Regions from separate parts of the Homo sapiens genome. Here region 2 is linked to region 1. The links are chromatin loops, found by intact Hi-C in ENCODE. Cell type or tissue: Calu3. All regions are shown on one strand. Links, peaks and the distances in the headings refer to the core of each region. The heading gives the core; the rest is flanking DNA.

Region 1 (8,351 bases), core at 220-8,219:
ATCAGTATTCAAATCTAAAAAGATGATAGCCCTTCATTAACAAGGAAAGAGGTAAAAAAGAACAAGGAAAGGAGTCCCTAAAGGAGACACTGACTGATTAGTGTTTCTATAAGGGAGAGATGCCCATCCTGCTACTGTTCTAAAAATAACACAGCAATTTCTCATTCCTATAATTTTTCAAATTTGGAAATATCTTTAAATTATTGGCTTGCCTGTACTTTCTGTTAACAGAAGAAATATGTAACTAGTTGCAATGTTTTCCTACAAATAAAATGACAACCAAATGGAAGATTTTGAGATATTAAAAATAAAATAATTCTGTAAAAGTAAACCTTTCTACAGTTTCATTTGTCTCATGAAAATTTGGTATTTTTTTTCCAGAGACATGCCTCCATTTAATCATGCTAAGGGGTGACATGGAGATCCATTTTCTTGACAGGACGGTTGATCACCCTATCACAGTAAGAAAATTAATACCTTCAACTAGCCCTGTGTGGAAAAGAGAAGCTATATGCGATGGTAAAGGACATTAATGTTCTACATTTTAAGTTGCAAACAGAATACATGTTCTGTGTGAAAATGATACGTGGTCTCATTATTGGGTTACTTATAACAAAATATGAGGCTTTAATTTTGATTAAAACAACAATTTACTTGACAGAGTGTTCTTCAAATGTACGTAATTGTCTTCAGATTTAGCATAATTGACTCTAGATTTACACAAACTGGAGTAAACACTTTACTTACAGCTTAACTAGAATACAGGTAAAATATTTGAGAAGTTTAAGCTATTTAAAGGGCTATGAGGTATTGATTACTTCATTTAAAAAGCAGTCAGAGAGTGCAACCAAGAGGTCAAGATAAATTTAACAGTTTGAAGCACTTTACTAAATAACTCTAAAGATCATGTTAATTGGCTTTGTGCAGTGCTAGGGTAAAATTAATTTTATCCTGGCTTACAATAAAAGGATTAAAAGACATATTAAGTTCTTCAGTTTTAACTGGAATAGGAATCAATGGATTTGAATTAAGGCTAAAGGCGGTTTTATGAGAGATGGACTACTAGCAGATACTTTATATGTGCTATTGAGCCATATATTGATGGGGCTTTATTATTGCATTAGGTATTAAAACCTTAGATAAGTAGATACCACCAATTTACTACTCCGAGAATACTTTCAGAACTGTGCTTTGACCTGAAAAAACTGTTCTTAAACATTCAATTCTTTATTTAGAAATGAGTGTCATAATACTTGTTACAGCTGACATATATAAGTAAATTTCTAGTAAAAATTAAAATAATGCGGTTGAATTCAGTCAGAACTCCCGTCAAGATAATAACCATATTGAAAACATAAACTATAAAATAAACATGTCATTAGGATTTTTTTAACCCAACACATTATATTAAGATTTGTGTTAACATAACAATTTTATGCCAGAAATTTCTGGCACAAGATGGAGTCCAAACGAAATTCACAATGATACAAATATTGTCTAAATTTAGTATAAATTGCAATATACCCTAAAAACCTTTTGAAAGGTCAGAAATGTCTATTGGTTCATGATAAATAAAAATAAACAATAAAAGTGTTTCTTTACTTTTAAATATTTAATAATATGTTTGAGAATCATACGTGTACAAAGATAATTTGGTTTTACTATTTGCTGCCTCCAAAGTGAAAAATACAATTTGCATTTAATAAGACATAGTTTTAAAAATAACCGTGACTTTGTAAGACTTTACATAAATGACTAGAAAAACAGTGAGCTGTAAGATCTCACAGCAGAAAACTAAATGGCAACATGTAGAGACTAAAATAATTTGGATTAAGCTAGAAAATACTTTCTATTATGGTTTTTTAGAGCCTTGTTTTATTTGTAATAAAGTGTATTTGCTAATATTAGATTTTGATTAATTATTAAAGAGCAAGAGCAAACTTAGCAAAGTGAACTTTGTTAATACTGACATTCTGGAGAACAAGCGAACTTTCAGACTTAAGACACGATTTACTATGTACAATGTCTGCATATAGTCAAAATAAATAGTCTGAGCACATCATTCAGAGCCCTACAAATGTTAGTCAATAAAGCTGCAAAAGATTTCTATTTTCAGACCAGTAAAATATTCTTCTAAAATTTTCATTTTATTTCTATTTTCTCAGTCCCAAGGATATTTTAAATGTGATATGGCATTATCAGCACACACTGACTATAAAAAGCATATATAAAACTGTATACTGTATTGAGTTTAAAACAATACATGATAGTGAAATGTGTCCAATCAAAATATATTTCAAACTAGATCTTCAAAAGTGAGTTACATTCAAATTGTCTTTAGATGTACTTTAATCAAAATAACTTTACCTTTCTCCTGACTACTATCCAAATTGAGGCTGGGCATGGTGGCTCACACCTCTAATTCCAGTACTTTGGAAGCTGAGGCAGGAAGATTGCTTCAGCCCAGGAGTTCAAGGTCAACCTGGGCAACAGAGCAAGACCCCATCTCTAAATTAATTAATTAATTGATACACCTGGCTGCCTAATGGAATATTAACAATTTTTAAGATCTATCTTTTTAATTATCATTGTATGCTGGTAATCAAATATGTTAATTCTATATTTACATACATAAATACATTGCATGTACATAATTATACATCTACACATAAGTATATAGCATTCTTAGTGAAGGTACCAAGACATGATACCTAAGCAAGCTAGAACTACACTTTTGAGATTTTTTTAAAACATGTTTTAGAATTATAATGAGAAAAATGTTGGCCCTCAGTGGAGTTTTCACAGTGTAAATAAGTTGTTTCCATATATGTATGGCTCAAACATTTTCCATACCTACTTGTTATTCTTAGGGTTGCTTAAAGTAGGGATAAAGTACAATACCATAAAAATGTCAAATTTTATCAGATATATAACAATAGTCTTTCAAAATAGCTTGCTAACAATAGGAAAAAAATCTTAAAAACAAACAAAAATCTGTTAATATTCATTTTTAAAACACTTTGGCTTTAAAAGAACTTAAAATGCTACATAAGTCATCCAATGTACCCCAAGTCTTTGAAGTCAAATACTTCAAAGCTAAATTTGTTAAATGGGAACACACAAAGACATAGATTGGTGATAATCCAGCTTGGGAGAAAGGACCCAAGATCTCGCTGTCCTGGTGGTGAATCCAGGTTTCATAGGCTCATGTGGAGGATGTATGTTGTGGATCCATGCCATTGTAAATGTATGTAATTAAGTTCTTTTCCTAAACCAAATGTGTTTATATGAATATTATATATTATTTTCATTTGTTGGCATAACTTAGAGCTCTGCAATTTCTACAAAATATGTCAAATAAATTTTAGTGATACAAAAAAATAAAATTGTACATGGTTGTATGGCCAACATGTAAATTTCAACCTGTGCACCTAAAGTAAATAAAATAAAGTTTTTAAGTTTTCTGTGTCTTCTTCTTTGCCTCCTATCAAGAAAATGAACTGATTAAAAATGGCTGTCATAGGGCACTTCCACATTTACTTTCAAATTTTCACATTATTATCAAAGCTACTGTGTGTATAGCTAATCTTGTGTTAGCGGCATAGATTTTCCCCCACTGTATTAAACACATATTTGAGTTACTTTGTGACACATCTGCCAATGTTTTCCTCACATCTACTGACAGAACATATGGAATTTGCTCCCCAAATCTAAGAGGCTTTTGCTGCTGGTGTTGCTGCTGTGTTACTTCCCCACTCACTTGAAAACTGAAGTAAACAAACATGCTATTAATTTGTATGTATGCACGATAGCCCCCTGCTGGAACACAATAGGTTCTGCAAATGCATATTTCTTTCTGCAGCTGCTGATTAAGCCATTCTGAAATAATGCCTCTTGTATACACATGTATTACATGTGTGTGCAGTTGACAAAATAGACAAAGCTATTTTCCATTAAATCAGATAAATGCAAAATATATGACCACTCTAAAATGATTTTCTTTTTCAAAGAAATAATCACTCCTCTGAAGGTGTGTCAATTATTTTGATAATTATAAATCTTAAGCTTTGAGGGCAATTCACATGTTTTTCAAGTAATTCATGAAACAATTTCTTATTTTTCACAAAGATCCTGTCCTATACCTATTTTCCTACCATCTGCATCATCTTATATTTCCCTTTATTCTCTACCTGAATAACAAGTTAATTTTTTTCTTTGCCTTTACTATTAGGGCAAACATTCTCAGTTTGAAAGGAAATTGAGATTTTAGTAATCCCAAGTATCTAAGGCAGCTAAGTAATCAGAAGTCTTATAGGTAAAAACTATCTCCAAAAACGTCTAACTTTTTTGCTTCAATTGACCTTTCAAAGGTGAATCTGATACACATGGCAAATTTAAGAAACTACAAATTGTAACACTGAGACCATTATTCGCATTTCCATGAGAAAAGGAATATTTCAGAAACACAGTGGGTAGTGACTTGTAAAATTATACAAATCTGAAAACACAGCATATCATTCTCAGATATTTTCTCATACAGTTACTACTTAGAAAAAGAAACTCTGGCAATGAGATTTACTTATAAAAATAGCGGGGTAGACATGGTACGTTTCTGTAAAAGATCAAATAGAAAACATGAGACAACATTTGGTGGACTGGTAGAATACCTCCTATGAAGATTTTATATCTGTGCATTTCAGCATAGTAAGAAATAAATAAACCTAAGGTCATTTTTATTTATAAAATGACAAATCATTTACTGGATTCACTTAAAACATATTTTCACCTGGGTCATTACCAACTCAGTGATATAAAACTGAGATGAAAAAGGCCTTGCTCTACTTCTGAGCCATTAACAAGTACATCTGTTCATTTATAAGGAGTATCTGTAGTATTCATTTTTTTAAATTATATCGCAATAATAAAACAATGACATGTGACTAAAAGTGACCATTTTTTAAAGGTTCGTTTGGAGTAAATTAGAACCTCTAAAGGATCTCTAGCTTTGAAAAATGATCACCTTATTTTACGTTATTTTTTCTTCTGCTTTCTTTACTGTAAGTGAGATGTTAAGTAGAAATAAAGGAGCATAGTTAGGGGCAACATAGTATCTTGGAAATTAATGCCCACACCTTTGTGGTACCTAGTTGTTATTTGGCAAATTTTTTTCATAGACCTTTTTCTATATACATAATTTCTTTTACTATATACCTTTTCAAATGAGCATATAGAGATATAAAAATGTACTAATATTCTCTTTCCTGTAACTACTTTATAGGATTTCCTATTATCTAGTTAATTTCATTTCGAATTTGGCTCTGAGTTGCCTCTGTTGCAAATATCAGACTGAAACAGCTTTCAGTCCTTGAATTTTTTGCACAATTATTCCAATGTTTAACTTAGCACATATGCCTAGAGATACTGAATATCTAACTCATTCATGTATTACAACTATGGATTTGGAAATGCTACTACTCCTGAAATAAACAGTAGGGGAAAAGTTTAATGTTTGCCTAGATATGTATGTAGTCAGATACTCAGGTTTATAAGATGTCATGCCATTTTTCCAAAACTAATTTTAAAACAAATCTGTTTCTGCTATGATACAACATAATCGTTTCCTCAAAATCCTCCCTATCTATCTCCCTCCCAATGATTTGAATCATTAGGTTACTCTGGAATTGTGAAGAGACGGCTTTCTAATCTCTAGTCTTTTATTAAGACAGAGATAACAGCATATGTAAAAACCTGGAAAATATATATGTATTGATGTTTGGTAAACATACATCCTCAAGATGGCTATTATTGTACTTAAACTGCTCTGAGATTTTTAAAAAAATTTTATGCTGGGCGTGCTGACTCATGCCTGTAATCCCAGCACTTTAGGAGGCCAAGGCAGGCAGATGGCTTGAGCTCAGGAGTTCGAGACCAGCCTAGGCAACATGGTGAAACCACATTTCTACTAAAAATACAAAAGAAATAAAAAAAATTAGCCAGGTGTGGTGGTGAGTGCCTGCAGTCTCAGCTGCTCAGGAGGCTGAGATGGGAGAATCGCTTGAGCCCAGGGGGCGGAGGTTGCAGTGAGCTGTTATTGTGCCACTGCACTCCAGCCTGGGCAACAGAGTGAGACCCTGCCTCAAAAATAAATAAATAAATAAATAAATAAATAAGTAAGTAAATAAAGTTGTTGCATAATAGATGTACATATTTTCAGGGTATATGTGGTAATTTAATACATTCATGTAATTTGTAAAGATCAAATGAGTGTAACTGGGATATTCATCACCTTAAATATTTGTCTTTTCTTTATGCTAGAAATGCTCAGATTCTTCTCTTCCAGTTATTTCAAAATATACAATAGGCTCTGAGACTCTCTGGCAGGACAAAAAAAGGAACATAAAGTCAAGAGGAGATAAACTTTACTGAAAACTCCTACCACCACTGCCATAAAATCACCAGTGTCAGTGTCACGAATATTTTGCCATATAAGAGCTGAACACAGACAAAAGCAATCCAAAGCAAGAATTTAATATGTGCTTATCATTTCTCTGAAACATAATTTCTCCTATTAGCAAAAGAAAAAATAATTTATCTAATACTTAATCCAATGTTTTTGATTTCTAAAAAATACTCAATAAGAAATAGTATTTACTCATAGAAAAAAAATCTTTCGAAATATGTTAAAGATAAAAAGTTCCTCCATTTTAAAAACATCAACAAAAAAACTGAAGTCCACCTTTTACTTAAGGTGATTCATATACCTCCTAATACTGTATTTGTTATAATGACATAATTATATGCCTACTACAATCACTTTCCAGATTCATTAAAAAAAAACAGAAAAACTATTAAGATTTAAAAAAACAAAAAACATATTGGAAGCTGAGTGTGTAAAGCATCTCTTAGGTCCAAGGTAAGATGACTGGCTGAATTTTAAAATTTTAGAGAAAAAAGGAGATTACAGAGCTGCTCTTTTAATCAGAACAACAGATATTTTATAGATAAGGAAAGTTAAGTATGTGAAGTGTTCAAGCCACAAGGTGAAGGGCACAAACAGAGTGGGCATTCCTGGCAACATCATTCTGGATGGATCACCAGAATCTTCACTGACCTACAATCTCAGTGTTTACTGCATAGAAATTAGTTAATATTTGATGCCTATGCCAACATGAATCTCTATTATGTATCTTCAAATCTTGTATAGTTTTAAATGTTCCTTAAAAAATAATAAGCAAGCAAAATTTATAATTAGAAAAAAGTCTTAAAAAAAGTTTTGGACCATGGTATCTAATGTTATATATATTTAGTACAAAGCTATCTAAAAAATGTAGAAAATGCCAGAAGAGATATTCTATCAAGCATATGAACTACATTAAATTGTTTTTATATGAAAGATAAATATGAAATACTGAAACATACCAAAAACAAAGTACTGAGCATCAATGCATTACCATACAGAAATCAAATACTTAAATGATTTAACAGAATAAAATCAGCATGCCTTCCACAGAAACATCAACCATTTCCACAGAAGAAAAATTTCTCCAAATACAATATATGGTCAATAACACTAATTCAAAATATGAATTAAACATTAATTTCTCTACATAAACCTTCCTGTAAGTTGTCTACTATAAACATGCATGTACAAATATTTTCAAAAGTCACATACTGCACCTCAGAATACTGCAAATAAATTCATAATCATTTCTGAAGTTTACTGTGTAATATCAAACAATAGCTAAGAATCAACATAAGGGTTAAGACAATCATTTTCTACTGCATACTAGTGCTATTCTAAGCCGATAGTGTGTTTAAATCCACACCAATGAAATCAATACAGCACTGTTGTATTCAAGGTGAGACCAAATAAACCTGTCTGAAGCTTTGAGAAATAGGCTTTGCAGTATACTTTGAGTGCTAAATGCCTTTCAGTCCAGAGATGTCATTAAATAATCATTAGCCATCATTCACTCTTCCTAAAAAGCTTAACACCTAAACTTGTTCAGCATCCACTACAACATTAGTATAGACTACCAAGTAAGTACTTATTAGCACTTAGAGATGTTTCAACCACTCTTTTTAAACATGTATCACTTTTTCAAAAAAGACTGCAAAATATTAATACATATTTACCGCTGGATTAGAGTGCATTGGATACAAATGATTAGTAAAAAGGATATCAATGTAATGATCGGTCTTGTTTGGATAACATGGCATAACCTCACAGAGCTACAATCAACTCTTTCCTGGTTAATCTATCAAAATAAAACCCAGTGTCTTTCTTCTCATTGAGTATCATATATTATTCAGTACCACATATATGTCAAATGAAATTAAGTTAATAATGA
Region 2 (8,351 bases), core at 256-8,255, 120 kb before region 1:
TTGATAGAAATTCTTCCTAAAAAAGTCTTTCACTTCGCCAGGGAAGTTATTATTTTAATTTCATAAGTAGATTAATAGTTTCAGCATGCATTAAATGCCTAACTACTTGACAAGACCTTCTGAAAATTGCATACAAATTAGAGTAGAAGTTGTACTAAGAAGAATTTTAAATCTCTATAAAATGAACAGACTCTTCCAGTTCTTATTTGAACATCAAAAGATAAAAAAGACCATCAAAGAAACTAATTACTTGGAAAAAATATCATTTTTTAAAGCCATAAGATAATTCATTTATTGGAAATTTTGTGAGGAGCTTGAGAAAAATTAACTTTCAAGGATTTTCTTTAGAATATGACATCTAAGTAAAACAAAGAACTCAACTCCTCAGTCTTATTAGCCACATATGGCTAATGGCTATCACACTGGAGAGTACAGACACAGAATATTTTTATCATCACAGAAAGTCCTAATGAATAATGTTGCTTTAGAAGACACAGTTAAATTCATGCTGAAAACATTATAAAATTAGCCATGGTATTCTCACCATTTTTTTTTTTTTTCAAAAAACCATACACACATATACTCCTGAGAGTTATATCTAAAAGGTGGCATCTTTTTCTCCTTTAAGAGTCAAACCAAAATTACTGTAGATAATTCAATTTTTTTCTGTTAAATACCAAATCAGAGCCAATATAAAAAAACATAAATTATTCTTCCCTGAAATATAATCAATTTACAAGAAACCGGAACAAAAACAAGGCTACAAAACTAACATTTTTCTCCATCCCCCTCTCCCTTGGTCTATTATTAACTGTGATAATTGCAAATAAGTTAAAAAGAATTTCCTAAACCAAACATCCAATTAATATTCCCTATAGAACTTCCAACTATTTAATAACTTTTTTTGAATTAAAGCACAACCATGCTTCTTCTGAATTTATAAGAATGCCCAATTTTTTTTATTGGAGTAGGGTCTATTAACTGCTGCAAAATTGCGACGACTCTATACACACACACACACACACACACACACACACACACACACACACACACTTGCCTTCCATGAGGTCTTTCTTCTGAGGAAACTTACCTTTAAAAAATAAATTTATATTTTTTTCAAAGATGTACTTGCATGTTCAACTGATACCACTTAAACAATAAAATAAAAGCTTATGGGTTTAAACTTTGGCTTATAAATCTGAGACCTGAACTAACAATTTTATAGAAGCACCAATTTGGATTGGCTGAGAAGGTGGGCAAGGAAATGTCAATTTTGCCTCAACTGGAGTGCTGCACACAGGCAGCAATGATATCAATGAGCAGCAATGTGGTATGTTTATCATGAGATAATCACACCCCTAGAGGTTTAGAAGCACTCAGCTGAACCTTATGCCTCACAACACACTTGGGGTGTCATTATCTCATGATAACCATACTCCCTGTCAAGCCTTATTGCTTAATTAGGGGTTACGAAGGTGATAAGACTAAAAGAAATCGGATGAACAGTACCTAAGATGAATGATACCTTAATCAACTTAAATCTGGTGGCTGAAGGAGGCGTGATGAACAGACACAATGAGTTACATGTTATTTTTAGAGAAATTTGTTAATAATAAATGAGGAGAAACCCAGTCTGCATTCCCAGATTATTTGAATTACATTTTCCAGGAGACATGATATTTATGATTAATAATTTAAATTGTGTTTTCACACAGTATGTAAAATGTTCAAGAAATTAATGATAACATGAAATTTAACTTTGACCTAAGATATCCAGCTTATGCATGACAGTGATTCATCATAATCCAAGCATAGGATTTAAGTATTAAGTCTGCAAGGGAACTGATCAATAACACCTACACCATGTACGATTTTAACAAAGTAACCTGAAACCAGAGACAAAAAATAACGTGATATACTCTTTACTATTTTTTTCTCTATTACACCTTAAAATAATCAAGCACAAAAGAAAAAAAATCATAGCACCAAAATGCTTTAAAAGGTTATGCCCAAATACGTAACTTTAGTTCTTTTGTTCTATTTTTATAAACAACTGCCATATTTGTGGACAAAATATAGCTTCAGATATGGTGCACTTGAAGCTGCTTTCCAATTCACTGTGAAACATCAATTATCTTTATCAAATAACAGTATCCTCATCTCAGTCCATTATCAAGATGGAGTCTTATTTTAGCTGGACTGCAGCCCTATCTGTATATCAGGGCTGGCCGCGGTGGCAGAGCGTGAGTGAAAGGCTGTGAGATAATCAATAATCATCATCAAATTGTGGTCGAAAGGTTGTGAGGATGGAAGTTTTTGATGAAACCTCACCTTTTTTTTTTTTTTTTTTTTTTTTTTGGTACAGATGATAAGGCTTAACCTTTGCAATACCTGATGATTATGTCTCAGTTAGAGGAATCCTTGTGTACACTTTCAAGTGGTTCTGAATGTCCAAAGACACACTGAAATACTTAGGCTTAAGTGGAACACAAACCTCATGCTATCAAAAACCATCAGGTGGAAGCGCTCAAAACAATTGTGAACATGGTTATTGTAAACTTGATCCGCAACTCAGACACAGGGAATTCAAACCCTGACTTACTATGGCTGTTAAATCCCTGTGAGTAAAGGTCAGCTCTGGAAGAACAATGTTTGCATAACAATAGGTAAAACACACCCTGTGGTTTTCCCAAAGGTTACTGAACTGTTGCCTAAGCCTATGGACCTTGATTTTAAAAAAGGCCTCTGCTTGAGACTTACAGGGTTTAATGGCATCTACTCTCATCCTGTGTCCTAAAATGTCATGAATTTGGCATGAAAAATGATGAGGAGATTCAATTTTTTAATTCAATAGAACAACACTAATTTGGAGGGATGAGAAGTGGAATGCCTTTTATTTTTATTTTTTTTTTATTTTCCCCCGTCATTGGGTTCTGTTTACATCAAGTGGACATAAACTGAAAGTAAATCAGCTGAGAAGCAGCTAGATTAAAATTAGGGACAACTTTGTTGTCTGGGGTTCTGTACAGATCTGTCATCCAGAGGCAGCCCACTAAGGCTATACTATATACCACCCCACCCTCTGAAGCCACACTTCTGAAAGCTTTAATTTAAAAATCCTTATTTTATAGTGGTTTGACATTTTTAAAAGCATACATTTAGAAAACTATGTATCCTTCAAACATAAAACCTATCAAAGTATGATAAAACATGAAAACTAAATCCATAAACCAGAACAAAGGAATTATCATTTCAAAATGTCAAAGTGTTGGTAGTTTGATAATACCACAGTTTAAAAGCAAGATCCTTTTCTTAAATTGCAAAATTCACTGATATAAATGGTCAAAATTTTAAACATCTTAAAGTGGTGAGCTACTAATCATTGAACATATCGCTATCAGTATTACAGTAGATGTTTTGGAAACAGACCCTAGTTCAGGGAAATCATGAAGTTGAATATGTATACACACACACACACACACACACACACACACACACACACACACACACACACAAAGAAGCTGAAATTAGCTCTATTATAATTTCCAAAGTCTGAATTTATTTAAAGTAGGTTTGTTAAAGAAAATTTTGTTCTAATGAAAACACTCTAAACAACTTCAGTAAAAAGCAACCAATTATATTAACCTAATTTGTGACCTATCTTTCCTATAAAAATGTCCAACACAAATTTAGAGTAATTGCCCCTTTTTGAGCTATATTGCCTTTCCTATAGTAACAGCAGTTAATATACATGAAAATATTTAAACTCTCTTTAAGAAACATGTACATTTTATTCACTCTACCAACAGAAAAAGCCTGTTTCTTAGGATCTCTGAGCTCCTTTTGACATGCTATAATTTCCATCAATACTTAGTGTACAATACCTGTTAATGCTAATTGTGGATTAGGAAATATATCAGAAATAATTAAAAATTAATAAAATATATAAAACCTCCAATATAAAACAATATAAAACAAAAATACATGCTCAAGGAGACCCATTTTCCACTGATTAAAGCTTCAATTAAAAAAATATTTCAAGGTAACTAAGAGGAAAGATTTTACTTGATTTTGTGTACTTGATATAGAGAAGTTAAAATGTATCTTGGAAGACATTTTGAGAATGGCAAATTAGAAACATACTAATCAAATACAATCAGAAACTTCAACTTCCCCCACCTCCTCCCCATTCACTATAACAAATATATACCACAGTAACAAATCATAGCATAATCCTTGTGATATATTTTAAAATTTGGTTTTGAAAATACATGTTATAGCAACATGTCAAGCCTAATGTTAATGCAAAATATTCTTTTCCTTAGCCTATTATTTTAAAAGTATAATATTTATATTAATCATGCTAAATTTCATGTTGACAATATATGCAAAGCTAGCACTGGCTTTTTTAAGACAATAAAAATTTAGCAGTGTGTGGAATCTTGCTATAGAAGTAGCTATTAAAAGTACACAGGACAGAATCCTAAAATTGCTGCAACACTTTACCCCACATACAATAAATGTTCTCCAGAAACACTGTGGTGTTCTAAGGCTGAATCAGTTGGCTCCCAGAGCTGAGTAGCAATAAGATAGTATGTTTTATTATGAGTGTCATGGAGATGGTGTGAAAAATCAAGAGCCACAGGCAGTCGGCAGCAATGGGTCAATAATGCTCCCAGAGACATTGTGTAGATAATCAACAACAAGGCCCGAGGTTCTCTCGGCACTGCACACAGCTGAAGGGCAAATCAATACAGCCAGGGAAGGGCACTGCCCTGCTCCACTTCCCACAGTACGCTATGGCTGCTGTAGGAAAACCGCCCCCAAAATGAAAATAAAGGAAACTGGTTGTGCAACTAACAATCACAAATTCATCCTTCAAAGAGGCTTCCAAAAAATCCAAACACAATTCAATATAAAGTCTGCCCAAAAATGAACCCAGGGGAAGGTTTCATTTAAAAAGTGCTGCATAAATAGGGATTAAGACATAATGACTTAAATATAAAAAAGGGCAAACATGGTCTTATGAAGTATTCTAGTTTATAATATTAAAATCAAAGTTTAACCAAGTTTTTTTGTGAGTAAAACATTCCAGTTTGGGAGATTTTACTTTGTTAACTTTGGTGTCTAGTATTGCTAGTGCTCAAACAGATCATGCTCATGTTTATCATTAGAAGGGTAAATAAGAACTAAAACTATGCTACATTTTAGAAAGTGTGAATTATATTTGAATAACTTTGTTTCCAAAAAAGGAACATAACATTTAAATGTATTCTATTGGTTCTGAGGACATTTTGCCAACAGTTTTTGTAACTGACACTTTGCTAAATATATGATGCTAATATTTCATACATTTCAGTAAAAATTTATGGGTAGGAATATGTTGATTTATTATTTCTCAAGAGAAAGGTGATTCATCACATCCATCATTCTGTTAATCATTGGGTGTTATTTCTAAGTTACTATGTAAAGCCATCTTTCATGAAACATGAAGAAAAGGTGCTGGAAGAAAATAGGACAGTGAAAATTTTTAAGGTTTATTTCTTATTTTTCACAATTAAAATTTCTTCTTTTTTTCAAACGGATAAAATAGTATCTTTAAGCATTAGGACGTGTCCTAGCTCAAGACTGTGATAACTGTAAACATTCCTCAAATATGTCATAGGAAGAAGTGTAATATGTTTCTATTGTTACAATATTTAAAAGAAATGAAAAAAGAAAAAACTGCAATTGTGTAAAATGGCATGTAAGTGAATTTAGGAAACAAATCACTGATCCCTTATAGCATTTTAATTGTATTTTAAAGGAATATTATCTGTTTATTCTAGTGATAAGAGACTATCTTGTTTCCCTTTTTCACTGACAATTATTTACAGCTATTGAGGATAACAGTTCTATATTGTTTAGTAAGATGCTACCATAAGAATGCTCCAAAATTATACTTATTCTGGGGACACATTTTTTGACTAGTAAGAATATGAATCAAAAAATAATTTCTTTGTTGATGGTTATGTTTTACTGTTAGGAAACTGACAGGGAGTTTATTTCTCTCTCTCTCTCTCTCTCTCTCTCTGTGTGTGTGTGTGTTTATTGAAATATGATGTCTATAAAGTAAACCTAGACTTTAACTAGGAGAGAAACTGAGTATAAATTGTCCACTCTGGACTCTACATTTATGACTGGTAGGCTGGTGCAATATAGTTAGAAGCAGGTTTCCATTTTTGAAAAGTTATATTATCTAGTCACCATGACAACAAAACTGAGTACTATAGCAAGCCACAGAAAAATTACTGCCTTGAAAATAGGAAAGGTGGCTTCTTAAAGTAGTTTGAAGCTTTGTAAATATTTACTTCATGAAAACGCCACTTTTACTAACAATCTAAAGGTATTTAGTAAAAAATAGGAACCTTTTCATTATCAAATAAGACGGTTCAGACTCAGATGCTGCTAACAATGACAAGTCCGAAATGAAAAGCAAGAGTATACACAGTCTTTAAAAAGCAATTCTCCTCTGGGACCCCTTGTTGTCCCTTCACACCTACCTATTATTAGATAATTTGTGTTGACCTATTTAATTTTAGACCTTCCACCTCTTTGTCAAATCTGGTTGAGATCAGCTTGCCTAAATCCTGCTGTTGTCCTGCAGCTGAGGAGTGTGTGACATGACAGCTGGTTGATTTGCCTATTTTTCTCTTATTGGCTGAGGAAACTGCCAAGGCAGTGAAATACTCCAAGACAGACATAGATTTTAGATGCTTCCTCATTTTGAAAACTAGGAACATTTCTACATGTTTAGAGAGCATCTGCTGAACCTCAGACACTACACATTATCATGGTGCTTTATTTTCACCTAACATGAGCAGAAGTTAAGAATAATTTAGAATGTACTCCTATGGACATAATGCTAGCAGATTAAAAACCCCTCAATTCTAATTGTGTTTAGAGGCTTTGGTATTTGGTGGGATTTTTTTAAGTCCCATAACCACATGATCAATCCAGGTGATTTAAAATCAATGCCAAACCCAGACAAAGGCTGTAGTAAACAGCTCTCTATCTGCTTCATGGAAAAAGGTGAAAAATTAGAAAAGAAGCTCTTCTTTCAGTGAGATGCCTAAACCATGTGAAAATAGCTCAAGCTCATGAGCCTTCTTGTATTTCCTTGACGAAAATTTTCCTTGATGAAAATTCCAAAACTGAATCTACACCCCTCACCAAAAATGAAGAAAAAGCCTCTAACAATTGTGGGAGTCAATTCTGATACCTTTGCTAATATGAAAAGGAAGCCTTTGTTGTGAAACGAATAATGCTCCCTCCTTGGCAAAACAGATATGCTCATTAATCCTGTAAGCATAATTTCTTTTAAGAATATTCAGAAGCTGGGTGCCTTTGAAATCCACCAAATTTTAAAGTAATGTGTGTCCTTGAAACCCCTGGACAAGTGGCCCTATTTAAAGTCAGATACGGGCTTTTGGCACAAACCTAGGATTTCAGGTTTGTCTCAATGGTCCCTTCATTACTTTCATCAGCACAGACCTTAATGCCCCTTGGATTTTGGGGGTTAACATTAAATTGATATTAAAACGGTTCAGAATAATAGTGTTAACACTGATCAGTATACAATGTGCGGAGTATTTTTTTCATGGCATATCCAAAATCATATCTTTCACATCTCTTGTTAAACCCTTCCCTATCACTGAGGGTTTTACCTTGGTAAACCATGGGTCAGTTGTTCTCCTGTAGTAGTGAAATATCCTACAGCACATGTAACAACAGACATCTTAAAAAGCAAAACTCTCTTCTATCTCTTCTCTTACTTTTCAAGCTAAGCAGGTCTCAACTGGCCTGCCTTCCTACTTAGTCCACTGCTGCCAGGCCTTTACCTCACTACTGCACAGAGCTTGCTTTTGTAAAGTCACCAGTGACCTTCTGTTGCCAAATCTGATGGACTTCTCATAATTTTTATCTTACTTGACCTTTTGGCAGCATTTCTTCCATGAGACACTCCTCTTTGAGTATCTATGGCACCACCACATTCTGACTTTTCTCATGCCTTCAAACCATCCACTCTCCCATTGTTGCCAGATGCATCTCTCCATCTTATCTCTAAACACTGAAGTTTTTCAGGGCTTTGTCCCAGCCCTATTTTCTTCTCACTCTACATTTATCTGTTGCCATAGCTCTAAATACATCAACAAGCCAATGATATCTAAATTTTTATGTCGAGCACAGACATGTCTGTGCTCCAGAGCCATGCATATAGCTAAATACTTGGCATCTCCACATGTATATAGCTGAATACTTGTTAGGTATCTCAGAGCTAACATCAAAAACTGAACTATTAATTTTCTTCT

What was found. A loop is a pair of places that touch in the nucleus more often than their neighbours do. Peaks named below come from ENCODE experiments on the same cell type or tissue, not always from the same donor. Only the 100,000 strongest peaks of a DNase experiment are listed, where the experiment ranks them.
Region 2: a loop joins it to region 1, with 2.7 times the contacts of the local background. A loop is called at or near these places in 9 of 110 quality-filtered maps.

What each region holds. Positions count from the first base shown.
Region 1 is chr18:56,864,830-56,873,180 of GRCh38, reverse strand. All of the region lies in intron 20 of WDR7 (WD repeat domain 7), which reads right to left. Among named protein-coding and RNA genes, the nearest start is that of WDR7-OT1, 170 kb to the left of the region's middle. In Calu3, for the core only: a CTCF peak has its summit at 3,818 (motif pointing left); a DNase peak (open chromatin) is centred at 3,800.
Region 2 is chr18:56,981,293-56,989,643 of GRCh38, reverse strand. The region is part of intron 26 of WDR7 (WD repeat domain 7); the gene reads right to left. Among named protein-coding and RNA genes, the nearest start is that of WDR7-OT1, 55 kb to the left of the region's middle. RefSeq lists an enhancer at 2,123-2,972. In Calu3, for the core only: no CTCF peak of the experiment used is centred there; a DNase peak (open chromatin) is centred at 4,733.